Linked DNA regions of Mus musculus: region 2 is linked to region 1. A link is a loop called in an ENCODE intact Hi-C map of the cell type or tissue named here. Cell type or tissue: heart. All regions are shown on one strand. Region 1 overlaps Pde4b (phosphodiesterase 4B, cAMP specific). Region 2 overlaps Pde4b (phosphodiesterase 4B, cAMP specific).

Region 1 (8,000 bases):
AGACTGGAGACACACCTCCATTCTTTTGTCTCTGACTCAGTCTGAGACAAGGCTCAATACGTAGAGCCAGAATGCCTTTTGCTGGGTTTTCAAGAACATGTAGACAGAAGCCATCTGGTTGGCCATTTGTGCCTAGCTGGTAATTACGTATCTTTCTTGTAGAGAATTTCCAGAGTTCCTCTGAAGGAAATTGGGTTGGATAGAGAAACAGAAAGGTATTCCTGAGAGAAACTGTCCTGGCACGTGGGCATTTCGGGGGAAGAGGGAAACACCTGTCTGGGGAAAGAGATTATGTCTTATCAGAGAGATAATGGCTTGAGAGTCACGTGGTCACTGTTCACCTCCCAGGACTGTGAAGTTCAGAGTTTATAAACCCTTGATGCCTGCAATATTTGTTGGTTCAGTTCTCTCCACCTTACAGCCTTCTCTGTCTTTTTAGGAACTCTGCATATATAGAAAGTCCCTGGCAGAATGGAAGGACCATTGCATAAATGAGTTCTTCAGAGACAAAATGAACAGTCAGTGTAGCTGAAGACAGAAAGATACCGGGGAGGCATCACTGTGTAGACTTCAGGAAATGGAATTTGAAATCTGACAAGAAAGGATTATTTTCCACTTGGATGACATTTGAGTTCCTTTCTCACTTACAAAATAGGACAATTAATAGCAGCAAGTCTGCTCTTTTACAGCACTATTGGCGCGATACCATGGGATGGTGGCTAGGAAACTGTTTTGTAACCATAACAAACTGGACACTAGTTAACAAATATCACTCTGCCATGAAGGTGAGTAATGTTCTGAATAACAGGGGGCTTTGTACCTGATACCCATTGTTACCCTTACTGGTAACATTAAATTATGGATGGATGCTACTAACAAAATATCAATTGGTAAAAGCAATTTTTGTCAACAATTTAAAAAAATTTTTTGGTATCTTAACCTATTTGGTTTAATACATGGCCCAAGATAAACAACTTTTCTATTTGAATTTTCACAAATTCTTGGATATGTTAACGTAAGTGTGGGCTATACCTACCCAGAGTAACATGAATCAAGTTTCATATCATTTGTAATAGATTTACTGTAAAAATTGCAGTTTCTTTAAATTGTATTTGATCTTCACAACATTCCCTTAATGGGGAACCAGGAAGAAAATATTTTAAACATTCAAGAAACACTTCTTTTATACGCCCCAGTATGGGGGAATGCCAGGGCCAGGAAGTGGGAGTGGGTAGGTTGGGGAGCATGGGGAGGGGGAAGGTGATAGGGGGTTTTGGAGGAGAAACTAGGAAAGGGAATAACATTTGAGATGTAAATAAAGAAAATATATACTAAAAAATAAAATAAAACATGACCATTTCAACTAAAATTATAAAACTTGAAATTGAATTATCTTCTTTGATTTGATGAAAATTATAAATTCACTCTATTTGTTTTGAAAATTATGATAGTTATAAATAAAAATAAGGGTGTATGAAAAAGTCATAATTTACTACTGTTTACCTAAAATGTCTTTAATATTATATAAATTGACGCGTAGATGTACAAATAAAATTTAACTGGAATTTTCCTCTCTGAGGTGTCAAGGTACCCCCCCCCCCCCAGGAAACATAGACTACCAAACAAAACCTCCAATAACAGGCATGAGAAGTCCTCTTAAAAAAAGAAAGAAAGAAATCACCTCTCAGTGGAGGAATTAGGGGATTTAGAAGGTAGAATTATTGGAACATCTGTCTCAATCCTTGGCCTCCTTAGGTATTGTGGACAGAATCTACAACCTTCCACCCAGCCTGGGCTATAACCGGAAGGTGGTCTATTGGATTAACAATGTGAGTTTATGTATTCCTTTCTAAAGTATCTAGCTATAAAAAACAAACCAAAACCAAATCTATGACAAGAAAGCTTTTTTTATATATATAACTAGGTCACAAATTCTAATGCTATGCTGCTATGCTTTCTGTCACATGGATTAAAAGGCCTGGAGTACCAAGGGCTATGGAGAAAGAACACTGTGCAAGTGTAGAGAAGAGAGGGAGAGCCACAAGTGAACCTCATGTTCCGCTTGGCTTCGGAGTCCCTTATTTTTCTAGAGTGGATTTCCTAAGACATCATTATACCTATAGCACATGCATAGATATGTTTTGGGGTTTTTTTGTTTGTTTGTTTTTTTCTGTATTTCTTATCAAATACAAAGGATTTTTATACTTTATTGTTATTTTACAAGCTTTTCTTAGAGCAAATGTCTTTCTTTTATAAACAGGAAAAAAAAAAGTCCAAAAAGTATCATTTGCATTGGAAATGAATAGAAAGAAAGATGGAGGACTCTACCCCAGCTGCTTTCCAGTCATTTGAGAGTCGGTTTTTATACCATGTTTAAGAAAACACCTCTGGAGCTGGAGAAATGGCTCAAAGGTTAAGAACACTTGCTGATCTTGCAGAGTTCCCAGGTTCAGTTCCTAACATCCGCACTGAGCATCTAATGGCTCATAACTGGCCATGAGTCCGATTCCAGGGCGTCTGGTGCCCTCTTCTAGCTTCCAAAGGCTTTGCACACACACACATGCTGCATATACGGGCAAGATACAGAATTTTAACTCAGATTTTTTTGAGAACCAAAATTAAGAACACATATACCCAAATCCAAAACAAAGGACAAACACTCTTATGCCTAAGATTTCTAGGGAAGGAAACAGGGTACACTGCCAAATATTAGCTACTTGGCTGGCTAATCTCTGAACCCAAGTGAACATGAGAAATATTAATGATGTATTAATATGAGGCTACAGATTACTGATTTCCACTCACATTTTTCTTGTACTGAGTTTTGTATCAGTCATCAGCTTGATTTAAAAACAGAAAACAAAACCAAAACCCAACTCTTTGCAAAGAGAGCAACAGCATTGATTTCCATGGCTCGCTTTCCACTTTTGGTTCAAACAAACACATTCTTCAGTGCTCCACAAACATGGTTCCACGTCAGTGAAATGACAGTAAAATTGAACCAAAGTGTGAAGTACTTAGGTCTTCTCTTTTGTCATCAAATTAAATTTGTGAATCTCAGGAGAAATCCCAGGTTACTGGAAATATTGAGTTCCTTTCATATATTCTTGTGGTTTTTTTTCCAATATACTGAAGTTTTTTGTTTGTTTGTTTTTAAAATGCTCTTTTTAAAGGCAAAATGAATATACATGTAGAGAAATTAAGATTCAGGCTAGGGCCTCTTTGAGCTTCTCCCCATCGGCAGGTGAGGCGATTCTACAGCTTAGGGGAATTCCTGTAGAATTTTGACTCAGTTTTAATTGTGAAAGACATCATTCTTAGGTGTTTTGTTATAAGTAAGCATGAATATGGTGTGAGACGCTGGTCGATTTTTTTTTATTCCCTCTATCAACAGGAACACATGGTGGTTGAAATGATAGAGTTAACAGCTATAGGTTATTTTGCTACAGTTGAGAGAATTAAGCTTATTTATCATGGGCTCCGGCCAAGAATGTGACTCTAGGCTGAGTATATAATTAGACACAGTCCTTTTTCAAGTGCAGAAACCTGGAGGAAAAAAAACCCACATGCTTTTCAAACACATTTTTTATTCTAAATAAAGAGATCTAATTTAGATTGTAAGTGGGAGATTCGCAAATATCTATACCTCCCAGCTCTGTCAAAATTAACTTATCAAGAGTGATATTCCTGTTTGGCAAATCCAAGAGGGACTGCAGCAACCTAAGACATCCAGATTTCAATCTTGGAAATTTGATTTAGAAAGTCAGTTACCAGCCTGGTTTCAAATTATCATGGTTTCCATTTGTTACTTAAAAAATTTTTTTTTTTCTAACTCCTGCTCACGCGTCTCTCTCTTTGCTGTTTTTAATTTCTATTTTGGTGTTGTGGTTCCTTCTGCCTTGTGCATAATGACAGTCTCTTTCACCAAACGAGTCACCAAGACCTACATATACAGTAGAAATGTAAAAGGCAAAGTACCTTCCAAATGGCCTTTTGCTCACATGGGGACAACTATTTTTTTCTCCCCTAGAGGTATGGTGGTCTGAGAGGGACATGTCTTCTAAGTCTGCAGTTACAGAGTATCAAAGCCTTCCACACTGCAAGCTGCACCCCTGATTTTCTCTCCCTTATGGGCACATGCACACAGCTCCTGGATGTCCTGCACAGTGACAGCGTGTGAATCCCAGAACTGACAGCTGTTGATGCAGGCAAAGTTCAGACTTGTTCCCCTCTCACTGGAGAGCCGAGACCAGAACAGTGAAGGAAAGAACAGTTTATCTAGTTCAGGAGAGGGCTGGGCCTGAACCCAGGCCTCTTGGCTCCCTGCCAAAATTCCTTCTCTTTTATTTTGCCTTGGCAGGCTGTAATCAATTTTTTTTCTTTTAAGGTTCTCTCTTCTATTTTAAAACTTAATTCTGCAAAAAGCAACACATTCTCAGGAATTTATAGCTTTGTGTCATTATTAAGCAATCAATATCACCCTTGGAAAGAAATTCAATAAAATGTTCTGTCAAGGGGTCTCAGCTATTCTTGTTGGGTTTCTCAAGGCCCCCAAATATTCTGGCTTATTATTATATTTTATTATTAATTTATTAATGCTTACTAATATACTTTATACTAGTCAGTCAACTCTGACCAACTAGACAGGCAAGAGGACAAGAAGATGGAGGCAGAGGAATTATTGATGTTACAAAGGACCTGAGAGCATGAGGGGGTCTTATGATCTAGGCAACATGCTTCTCATTTTCTAGAAGAGAAAATTGAAGTGGGAGACACAAGTAATTTTCCCAAGGATCTACTTGCATGACAGAGGTAAAACAACTTGAGTCACTTTGACCCCAAATGTCATTATCTTGAAGCAAATATTTGCAAACCAAGTAAAATGACAGGGAATGGGGGATCTTTAGAAAGATCTAAGACATTATTCATAAATGCTACTTTTTAAGTCACTAACATAAAAAAAAGTCTGTACTATTCCTCCGACTTTTGAGCCATTTCCTCCACAGATGAAGGCCAAGTGTTTAAAAGACTCATTCAGTCATGCTAATAATAAATAAAGCAGTGTGATTTAAACTTGTGGGTGGTCTTTCTATCAGATACTCATACTTTTTTCTCCATCATAGAGACATGTACACAGGCATGGACACCCTAGAAAAACATAAATTATTCTGGAAGCTCTTCTCTTGGTGCTAGGGTGACTTTTGACTGGCTTCAGAGGGTGGCCGTCATCATGATCAGGTTCATTTGTCATACACAGATTACCCATCACAAAAGGCCATGCACTGAACTTCAAATAGCAGCTATGCACCACTGATCATTCCTTTTACAAAACCCATTTTAGATAACATTTTATAAGATCCATAACAAGTGGATAATATGCACTCCTAGAGACAAGAGCACATCAAACTGTTTTCAGCAATTTTTTAAATTCATAGCTAATACTGAACATTTAAAAATTATGAGTGGTAATAATTCAAGTTATGTTGAGCTCAACAGTTGATGAAATATTTTCACATACATAATTTTTAGTGAATGCTATAAGCATCCGTAAATTAAATTTCAAACATTTAGTAAATGTGAGTCTATGATTTTATTTGGGATATGTCCTAGAAATACAAAAATATAAATAAAAAATGTTCTTTTCCCTATAAACATAAAAAACATGATATATAAAAATATTACATAAATATATTAAAATATTAAACTCAGAAGTTAGAATATACTTGCCCACTTAGTATATCTGAGTTCACTTTCATCTAGAGTTGACTTCAGAAATTTTTGATGCCAAAATTTCCCCTTGTCTCTCTATAGAAGACTGTAAATTTAATATAGAAGATTTTCTAAAAGAAAACATCATGGGAGTAAGGATTCAGAGGGAAATACTCATGGATATATTTTAATTAGTTATTTCTATTAGCTTATTAGCTTTCAGCAATAATGTTTATAACTTTAACATTAATTTTTAATTAATTTTACTTTATGTATATGAAGGTTTTGTTTGCATGTATGTATGCACACCACACTGCATCTGTAGCTGGTGCCTATAGAGACCAGAAAAGGGAGGTCAGAAACCCTGGAACTGGCATGAAGTATGGTGTGAACCACTGTGTGAGGGCTGGAAACTGAACTCAAGTCCCCAGCAAGAGCAACAAGGGCTCTTAACTCTTAAATCAACTAAGCCCCCAGGTTGGAACTTTTAAGGAAATGTAGACCCTTCTAACTTTTATGACTCTCAGCAAAATCTTTTACATCCCTACTAACAAAAGAAAAGTTATTATTAGAGATGGATAAAGAGAACCAGAACCTAAGCTATCATGTCTACATAGTCATCTCTGCAGGCTCTAGGGCACAACGGCTAAGTGCATTCTGGGTCTCGCAGATGAGAAGATGAACACTCTTGAGGGACAAATGTCCAAAAAGCCGCTTAAAGCTTTGGAATAAGAAGGAATGACCAAGAATCGAATAATATCTTCATAAAGGACTTCATGAAGAACAGAGGTGATTGCGCCAGCTGTTTTTGGCCACTAAAGACAGAAGAAAATAAGTTTGAATTGCAGCTCCTAAGTATTTAGGTTATCAATGCAAAATGATTTCTGATAGGTGAGATGGTTGGTTTTTTAACCAAATACCCAGGGAGGTTGTGAGATCTCCTTTGAAAAAGAGGGGATTGTGGAAAGTGGGGAGTCTTAATCACTTCTCAGGGTTCAAATGGGACGTGGCCCTAGGCAGGAAGATGGACTAGATGGCTACCCATTCTCCTATGGGTCTCGTGACTCTATCAGTATGATGGGCTTAGCTGCTGAAAAGACCTTCATGTGTACCTCGAGTCTTCTTTCACCTGTACAGAGATTCCTATAATCATTCTAAGGAGAGAGTAACTACAGTCTTTAGCTCACTAAATGAAGTAGTTATGGGCTTCCTTTTTCTTGGTAGCAAATTGAAGCACAACAGAGACACATGCAGGGATGTGGCAAAGTGAGCTGAAGATATTTTTTTCCATGTAGTTCACTGGGCTAACAGCTAAGAAATGGGCTCCAGAAGGGCGGGAGATTAGGATCCCCCAGCTTCAGAACTTCAAAGTTGAGATGGAATTCATGGCCTTTGACTCCCTGTACAGTCACTATTTCATAAAACGTATTTTTCTCTGCTCAAGACCAAAATCAGACTTTAAAAAAAAAAAAAAAAGAGTATGTTTCAAGATATATCCAGGTGTTGAAGAGGTTAGAGAAACCACCAAATTCCTTATAGAAACCTTTGGCTCTCTTCATACTATGATGATAAATCAGATAGCTTCCCACACTGACAGATGTGTACAACAGTCATCCTATTTCTGAGACCATTGCCTCAGAGCTCTTAGCACAGATAAAGTCTGTACTGGCTAGTTTTGTGTCAACTTGACACAGCTGGAGTTATCATCACAGAGAAAGGAGCTTCAGTTGAGGAAATGCCTCCATGAGATCCAATTGTAAGGCATTTTCTCAATTAGTGATTAAGGGGGAAAGGCCCCTTGTGGGTGGGACCATCTCTGGGCTGGTAGTCTTGGGTTCTATAAGAGAGCAGGCTGAGCAAGCCAGGGGAAGCAAGCCAGTAAAGAACATCCCTCCATGGCCTCTGCATCAGCTCCTGCTTCCTGCTTCCTGCTTCCTGCTTCCTGACCTGTTTGAGTTCCAGTCCTGACTTCCCTTGGCAATAAACAGCAGTATGGTAGTGTAAGCTGAATAAACCCTTTCCTACCCAACTTGCTTCTTGGTCATGATGTTTGTGCAGGAATAGAAACCCTGACTAAGACAAAGTCCATAATTCATAATGTGTTAACTAGCCATTATCCATATAAGTAAGCTTTAGAGACAGAAAATACTTGACTAACATCAACTTTCTCAATTCTTTTTTAAAGATCTGAGAGACTTTAGACAAGTAACTTAACCATTTGTTCCTTCCTCTATAAATTGATGTTTGAACCAGGTTCAGTGAGTTATTGTTATAGGGCACACACAAGCATG
Region 2 (8,000 bases), 56 kb after region 1:
GGACTTAAAGACCTGCGAAAGCCCACACATACACAAGAGGAATACAATGCCTGTACTGGAAACCTAGCCAACTACCCAGCACTCATGAGGTCATGTATCTTAGAGGAATACCTATAACTACCACTTTAATAAGCCAGAATAATCACTAACAGTGTTCTAAATATTTATCGTTATATCTTCACATAAATGTATTCCTTACAACTCACTAAAGAAACATGTCTTTGTGACAGCTGAAGATAATTACATAAAATCACAACTAATCAAAATATAGATTTGTGGACTCCATTCAGTAATCTGCAAATCACCTCACAGACCTCAGGCTCAGAGAACATTGCAGAAGAGGGGGTAGAAAGAAATCCTAAGAGACAGGGCATAAAGGAGTTTTTCATGACACTGTGTCTTCTAAAATGATAGAAGCTACACCCATAAAGTCTCACCAACATGACTAACAAAGCATTAGCTGAAACAGAACAACAATAATAGACATTTTAAAGTAGACAGGGGAAAGCTCCTGAATCCTCCCATACCCTACAGAAACATCTCCAGGCATCCTTCAGAGGAGAAGTAGCCTTTCCCAGGGAGAGCACACTAACTGGTTCTCTGATACCAAATGGCTAGTCCGTACATACATACATACTTATGTACATACATACATACATACATACATACATACTTACGTACATACTTACGTACATACATGTAACACTATACAGAATGAGAAGGCTGTAGATGTCTTTCAGAGTCTGGGAGAATTCCGCCCCGTATCCATCTGGCCCTGGACTTTTCTCAGTTGGAAGGTCTTTTATTAATATTTTGATTTCCTCGTTTGTTATGGGTCTGTTTAGGTTGTTGACTATCAATTGGTTTAATTTTGATGATCTAGCTGAATATAGAAATTCACTCATTTCTTTTAAGTTTTCCAAATTAATGGAGTACGGGTTTTTAAAGTTTTCACTCACATAGTACTTTGAATTTCTTTGGTGTCTGTGATAGTGTTTTTCTGTTCATTTTTTATTCTGTTAATTTGGATTCCCTCTTTCTTTCTTTAGATTAGTTGAGCCAAGAGTTGCTCAATCACTTTTATTTTCTTGAAGAACCAGATCTTCAAATCACTAATTTTTTGTAATTTTTTTTATTTGTTTTAACTCACTGATTTATGCTATGATTTTTATTGTGTCAGGCCATTCACTGGGTTTGATTTGGTGTGTTCTTGTTTTTCCATATTTTTGTACTGTATCATTTTGGGGAACTCTTCTAAGTTTGCTGGTACTTTCTTTTTAACTTTTTTTCAAGATTGTATTTCTTAGAACAGTTTTAAGTTCAAATTGAGTCATTGAGCATAAGGTACAGAGTTCCCAAATATTCCTGTCCCAGAAGGGCATGGCCTCTCATTATCATCATCCCAGTGCTACATGATGTACTTAGTGATTATATCTGAACTCATCATCTTCTCAAATCTATATTTATATTAGGCCTACTCAGCATTGCACAGTCTATAGATTTATGTTTTTTTTTTACTTTTAGTTTTCTTATTATTAGTTCTTTTAGTTTTGAGATTATAATATAATTGCATCATATCCTTCTTTCTTTCCTCACCTAAAACACTCTCATGTACCACTACTAGTTCTAAATATATAAATACAACCTTCTTAAAATATTTTTAAAAATAAAAACAGAAGAGGCATTCTCTATCTCCTTCTACAAAGCCAATGAAACTCTAATGTCAAAACTAGAGAAAAACACAACAATAAAGACAACAACAACAAAAAATAAAACTATAGGCCAATATCCCTAATAAAACGTAGATTCAAATATTCTCAATAAGATACTTGCAAACAGAATATGGACATACATCGAAAAGATTATCTATTATGACCAAGGTGGCTTTGCTTCTAAACTACAGGGATGGTTCAACATACCCAAGCTAGTAAATGTAATAAGAAAGGGACTTAAAGGCAAAAATCATATGATCATCTCGTTAGGTGCAGAAAAAAGCCTGTTGACAAAATCCAATGTGCTTTGGTGATAAGAGTCCTAGAAAATTTAAGGCTATTGGAAACACGCCCAACACAATAAAAATGATGCGAGAAACCCACAGTTAACACCATCTAAGTAGAGAAAAACTTGAAGCAGTCCCACTGAAGTCAGGACCAAGGCAGGCATGAACACTATCCACACTCCTTTACAGTAGAGTGCTTCAAGTACGAGCTGGAGCTGTTAGTAAGGGAAAGATGATAAAGGGATGCCATTAGGGAAAGAAAAGGCCAAACTATTCCTATTTACACAAAATAAAATCCAAAGTCTACTTCAAAGGCCCCATGTATGCAGCTCATCTATGCATTCCAGTTTGCTCTGCGCAGCGATCCTTCCTCCTCTCTGCTTTTCCAGGTTCACCTCATCCCCCCACAGGCCTCTAAATCGGCCTTTTGTTCAAGGCTACTCAGATGTCAGCTGACACAGATGTTGCCACCCTGTGTTCATTTATTGACCCTTTTGGTACTCCTGGTACAATGAGAGGTACCAGTAAGCTGAGACCATTCCTCTCCTTGGCTGTCCTATCTCTACTGCTTACAATAATGTATACTTCAGAGGAGGTCCTCAATACTATTGTTAGAAGTGAATTGTTAACTACAGTTTGTGCAACCCTAATATGAGAATCTGGCCAAACTGCTCCAGAATTGAAGACTTTTAAAGTGGCAACTTGATAACACAAGTGGAAAATTCCACACCATGATTTTTTTTTCAGATACAAAATCACTTAAAATGTAAAAAGTTGCAAATAAGGGTTCTACGACAAATTTTGTGTTTATGATTGTGATCCATTCCGAAATGAGGTAAATATCTCAGTATGCATATGCAAGTAAGATTCTGAAATCCAAGATATTTCTTTTCCCAAGCATTTCAGATAAATGATATACAACTTCTATTAGAAGAAATTTAAAATACCTGTCCATCATTTCTTCACTAGTTAGTAAAATATTTGGCATTTGCAAAATACTGAAGGTTAATGTGGGCATTGTCTGAATTTCCCATTTACGTTATTTGACATATTTTTATCACAAATGCTAATTTTATCTTGTATGCATAGCTTCTCATTTTATGTATGTGTATGCGCAGGTGTTTTGTGTGTGTGTTGGAACGTCGTGTGTCTGTGTTTGTGGGATGTATGTGTGCATGTGCAGGGCGGTCATGTGTGTGTATGTGTGTGTGTGTGTGTGTGTGTGTGTGTGTGTGTGTGTGTGTGTGTATGTTGTGGTTTGTGTGTATATGTATAAGTGTTGTGGTGTGTGTGTTTGTGAATGTGTGTTGTGGTGTGTGTGTGTGTGTGTGTGTGTGTGTATGTACATGCACACACATGTGTGTCATATATGTACATGGGTGTTCTTGTAGAAGCTAGAGGAAGACTTTGGTGTCCTGCTCAACATTGCATTAACCCCTCGAGACAACATCACTAACTGAACTCAGGCTCTTTATTTCAACTAGCCTCACTGGGTAGTAGTTCCCCTCTCTTTGCCTTCTATAGCATCATATTAGTAGTTACAAGCTTGGGTATCAGTGCTTAGCTTCTACTTAGATAACTCAGGTCTTTATACCTACATACCAAGTACCCTTACCTTCCCCCCCCTACCCCCCGCCACACACACACACACACACACACACACACACACACACACACACACACACACCAGAGTTATCACCTAAGCCTTGCACAATTCTTGATTTAGTATCTGGTTTTTATGTTACTGTGTTTTTAAATACATATTTTCCATAAGAAATGTGTGGGGGGGTTGTTTGTGTTTTTTGTTTGTTTTGTTTTGTTTTTTGATAATGACTTATTTTGCTCATCTAATTTTTGTTACATGTAGAGAATAATAAGGTTGAGCAAGTATCTGCTTGGTGGAGTGACTCATTAGCAAGGTTCTCTTAAGATAAATGGTGCAAATGTCTATTTCTAACTGGTGACAGTGACAATCTCCATCCCCTCACCAGAACCCCTCCCCTTTGTGGTAATGATAACAGTTCAGCCCATGACCCTATCTCTAGACTTAGCTTTATGTAACCATTTCAACAAAGACTGAGAGCCTCCAGTTGTCAGCCCGGGACTGAGTTGATCACATGACCTTGTAGGGACAGTTCTAAATTTGTACCTCACTTTGCATTGCTGAACTGTTATAATATGCATGGCATTTAGAAACAAAGTCTGGATGCCACTAGGAATTGCCTGTGTTGGGCTTGGATGCAATAAAACTTTTGTAGCATTAGAACCTTCATTATAAAAACAGATTGTCAGGACCTGGAGAGATGGCTCAATCAGTACACTGCCTGCTCTGCAAGCAGGGGGCCATGAACTCAGTCATTAGAACCTATGTAAAAAGGCAGGGCATAGTAGCCTGTACTTGAGCCTCAGTGCTGGGGAGATAGAAATAGGACAATTGGTGCTGCCTGAGTAGCTGGCATAGCCTGCTTATTGAGTGTCAGTCAAGTGAGAGACAGAACCTCATATAAAGGATGCTACTTAGTTTATAACACTTAAGGTTGTCCCCTGGCCTTCATGGTCACAATCACATATGCATAGATGTACACACAGAGGAATATGCAGAAAATAAAATCATTTCCAGAAAAATGTAATAGGCCATTAAAATTTGTAAGTAAGAGGTTTAGTGTCTGATGTTTGGGAGGGAAATCATACCTAAGGTAAAGAGAAACAGAATCAGAAAGCAAAGTGAATGGTGGTTTTGCAGCCTGGAAATCTTCCACTGAGTCTGCTGGTACTATGGGGATATCATGGTCTTTCAATGATGTTCTAAACTGAGACTAAACATAAGACGCATCCACTAATGATCAGATGTCAGCTTCTCCCAGGAGGGAGCACAGCCCTGGACAGTAGCAAAAAATGTCTATTGTCAGAAAGCAGCTGGTAGAGTAAGAGCAGGTCAGACCTTACAGAGGTCTGAATAGTGGGCTTCCGCATATGACACATGGCGTTCATGGGCTTTAGCTAATTTTCAAAAGAGATCATGCATGTAGACAATATCTAGCCTAGTCCTTAGCACTTAGCACTCAATGAGTAGTTATCATATGCATGAATGAATGAACCAATGAATCACTGTTGAAGGTTTTTCTGATATCTGAACTCATATCTTGTTAGTACTTACAATTTCCTATGTTCCTATTGTCAGGTCTTTAAAAAGATCTTCCAGATCTCCTGTACAAGGCTTCTTTCTATTTCACAAGTCAATCCGTTCCCTCAACTTTGGCTGTCAGCCTATACTTCTAAGTCAACCAATAGTCCTACCAAGCTTTGATGCCTGTGCACCATAACAATTACTAGCATGGCAATATATCACTGTATGTGCAATACTTATATCTTGGTGGTAGCTTTCTATCTGGACCTAAGGCCCACTTAACAGAAGGGAATTGGTGATTGGTACTATAAACCTAGTGAACTAGTTGGGGCTAGTGAGGTCATGTATCATAAGAGAGAATGTACTGCTTTCACATTACTAAAGTAGTATAATTGAACATGTTGCTGCCATGTTACTAAACTAGCATAATTCCTAAGAACACAATAAATAATTATACCCATACCCAGAACTAAGTGAATCTCTCATCCCTCATCAAAGAAGCTTCTATTTGCAGCATACAGAGACCATTGCAAAAAGCCACAACTGATCCAAGAATAGAGAATAGCTGATTTGTGGGGTGGCCAGTTTTACTTAAAACATCTGCAACTCAACCTATATACCTAAGGCTCAGGAAACATTGTGAAAGGATGGGTAGAAAGATTTTAAGAACCAGAGGACAAGAAATTCTGCTGTGAAATTGACTCTTAGGAAAGACAGTCTCAGTGTATTTTTTTAATTAGATATTTTCTTTATTTACATTTCAAATGCTATCCCGAAAGTTCCCTATACCCTCGCCCTGCCCTGTTCCCTTACCTACACACTCCCACGTCTTGGCCCTGGTGTTCCCCTGTACTGGGGCATATAAGTTTGCAAGACCTAGGAGCCTCTCTTCCCAATGATGGCTGACTGGGCCATCTTCTGCTACATATGCAGCTAGAGACACGAGCTCTGGGGGTACTGGTTAGTTCATATTGTTGTTCCACCTATAGGGTTGCAGACCCCTTCAGCTCCTTGGGTACTTTCTTTAGCTCCTCCATTGGGTACCCTGTGTTCCAACGTATAGATGACTGTGAGCATCCACTTCTGTATTTGCCAGACACTGGCATAACCTCACATGAGACAGCTATATCAGGATCCCTTCAGCAAGAAGTGGGAGTGGGTGGGGGAGCATGTGGGGTACTTTTGGGATAGCAATGGAAATGTAAATGAAATAAATACCTAATTAAAAATTCAGGTGACAGCAGATGCTGGCAAGGATGTGGAGAAAGAGGAACATTCCTCCATTGCAGGTGGGATTGCAAGCTTGTACAACCACTCTTGAAATCAGTCTGGTGGTTCCTCAGAAAATTGGACATAGTACTACCGGAGGATCCATCAATACCTCTCCTGGGCATATACTCAGAAGATGTTCCAACTGGTAATAAGGACACATGCTCCACTATCTTCATAGCAGCCTTATTTATAATAGCCATGAGCTGGAAAGAACCCAGATGCCCCTCAACAAAGGAATGGATACAGAAAATGTGGTACATTTACACAATGGAATACTACTCAGCTATTAAAAACAATGAATTCATGAAATTCTTCTTGAGTGAGGTAATCCAATCACAAAAGAACATACACAGTATACACTCACTGATAAGTGGATATTAGCCCAGAAACTCAGAATACCCAAGATATAATTTACAGACCACATGAAGCTCAAGAAGAAGGAAGACCAAAGTATGGGTACTTTGGTCCTTTTAGAAGGGGAAACAAAATACCAATGGGAGGAGATACTGAGATAAAGTATGGAGCATAGACTGATGGAAAGACCATCCAGAGACTGTCCCACCTGGGGATCCATCCCTATACAGTCACCAAACCCAGACACTATTGTGGAGGCCAATAAGTGCTTGCTGAGAGGAACCTGATATAGCTGTTTCCTGAGAGGCTCTGCCAGTGCCTGAAAAATACAGAGGTGGATGCTCTCAGCCATCCATTGGATTGAGCACAAGGTCCCTAGTGGAGGAGGTAGAGAAAAGACTGAGGGAGCTCAAGGAGCTTGTAGCCCCATAGGAGGAACAACAATATAAACCAATCAGAACTCCCAGAGCTCCCAGGGACTAAACTACCAAAGAGTACACATGGAAGGATTCAAGGCTCCAGCCGCATAGCCAGCAGAAGATGGCCTTGTTGGTTATCAATGGGAGGAGAGGCCCCCAGTATAGGGGAATGCCAGGACAGGGAATCAGGAGTGGGTGGGTTGGTGAGCAGGGGGAGGGGGGATGGAATAGGAGGTTTTCAGAGGGGAAACTAGAAAAGGGAATAACATTTGAAATGCAAATAAAGAAAATATATAATAATAATAATAATAATAATAATAATAATAATAATAATAAAAGAATGGCAGTCTCCTACCTCAACACTATAGCATCCTAAGCAAGAACATATACACCACCAATAGACTTGCTCGCATGGAAAAAAATTGTCACAGGGTCTCATCCCTAGGTGGAAAAAAAAACTACAAGCAACTAACGACTGCCAAGAGAGGGAGAAATAGTTTTCCCTGGGCATGATCCCTGTAAATGATTATCTAGTACTGTATTTATCCCTGGAATCATATGTACACATATACAACACTAAATGGACTAACCAAGTTGCATTTATATATTCATGTGCATATATGGGTATGTGAATACAAATATGTATATACAAAAATATTAACATCTATACATTTATGTGTATATATGTGTAAATACATGTGAACATTACACACACACACACACACACACATATATATATATATATATATATATATATATACATATACACACACACACACACACACACACACACACACTGTTTTACACACACACACACGTGTGTGTGTGT

What was found. Hi-C counts contacts between places; a loop is a spot of excess contacts. Peaks named below come from ENCODE experiments on the same cell type or tissue, not always from the same donor. Only the 100,000 strongest peaks of a DNase experiment are listed, where the experiment ranks them.
Region 2: it touches region 1 in a loop (2.7-fold over the local background); 2 of 42 quality-filtered maps call a loop at or near these places.

Annotation. Positions count from the first base shown.
Region 1 is chr4:102,435,817-102,443,816 of GRCm38, reverse strand. All of the region lies in intron 1 of Pde4b (phosphodiesterase 4B, cAMP specific), which reads right to left. Among named protein-coding and RNA genes, the nearest start is that of Gm52668, 76 kb to the left of the region's middle. In heart, no CTCF peak of the experiment used is centred here; a DNase peak (open chromatin) is centred at 4,216; H3K27ac peaks cover 811 bases.
Region 2 is chr4:102,379,382-102,387,381 of GRCm38, reverse strand. The region is part of intron 1 of Pde4b (phosphodiesterase 4B, cAMP specific); the gene reads right to left. Among named protein-coding and RNA genes, the nearest start is that of Gm52669, 36 kb to the right of the region's middle. In heart, no CTCF peak of the experiment used is centred here; no DNase peak of the experiment used is centred here; H3K4me3 peaks cover 318 bases; H3K27ac peaks cover 3,089 bases.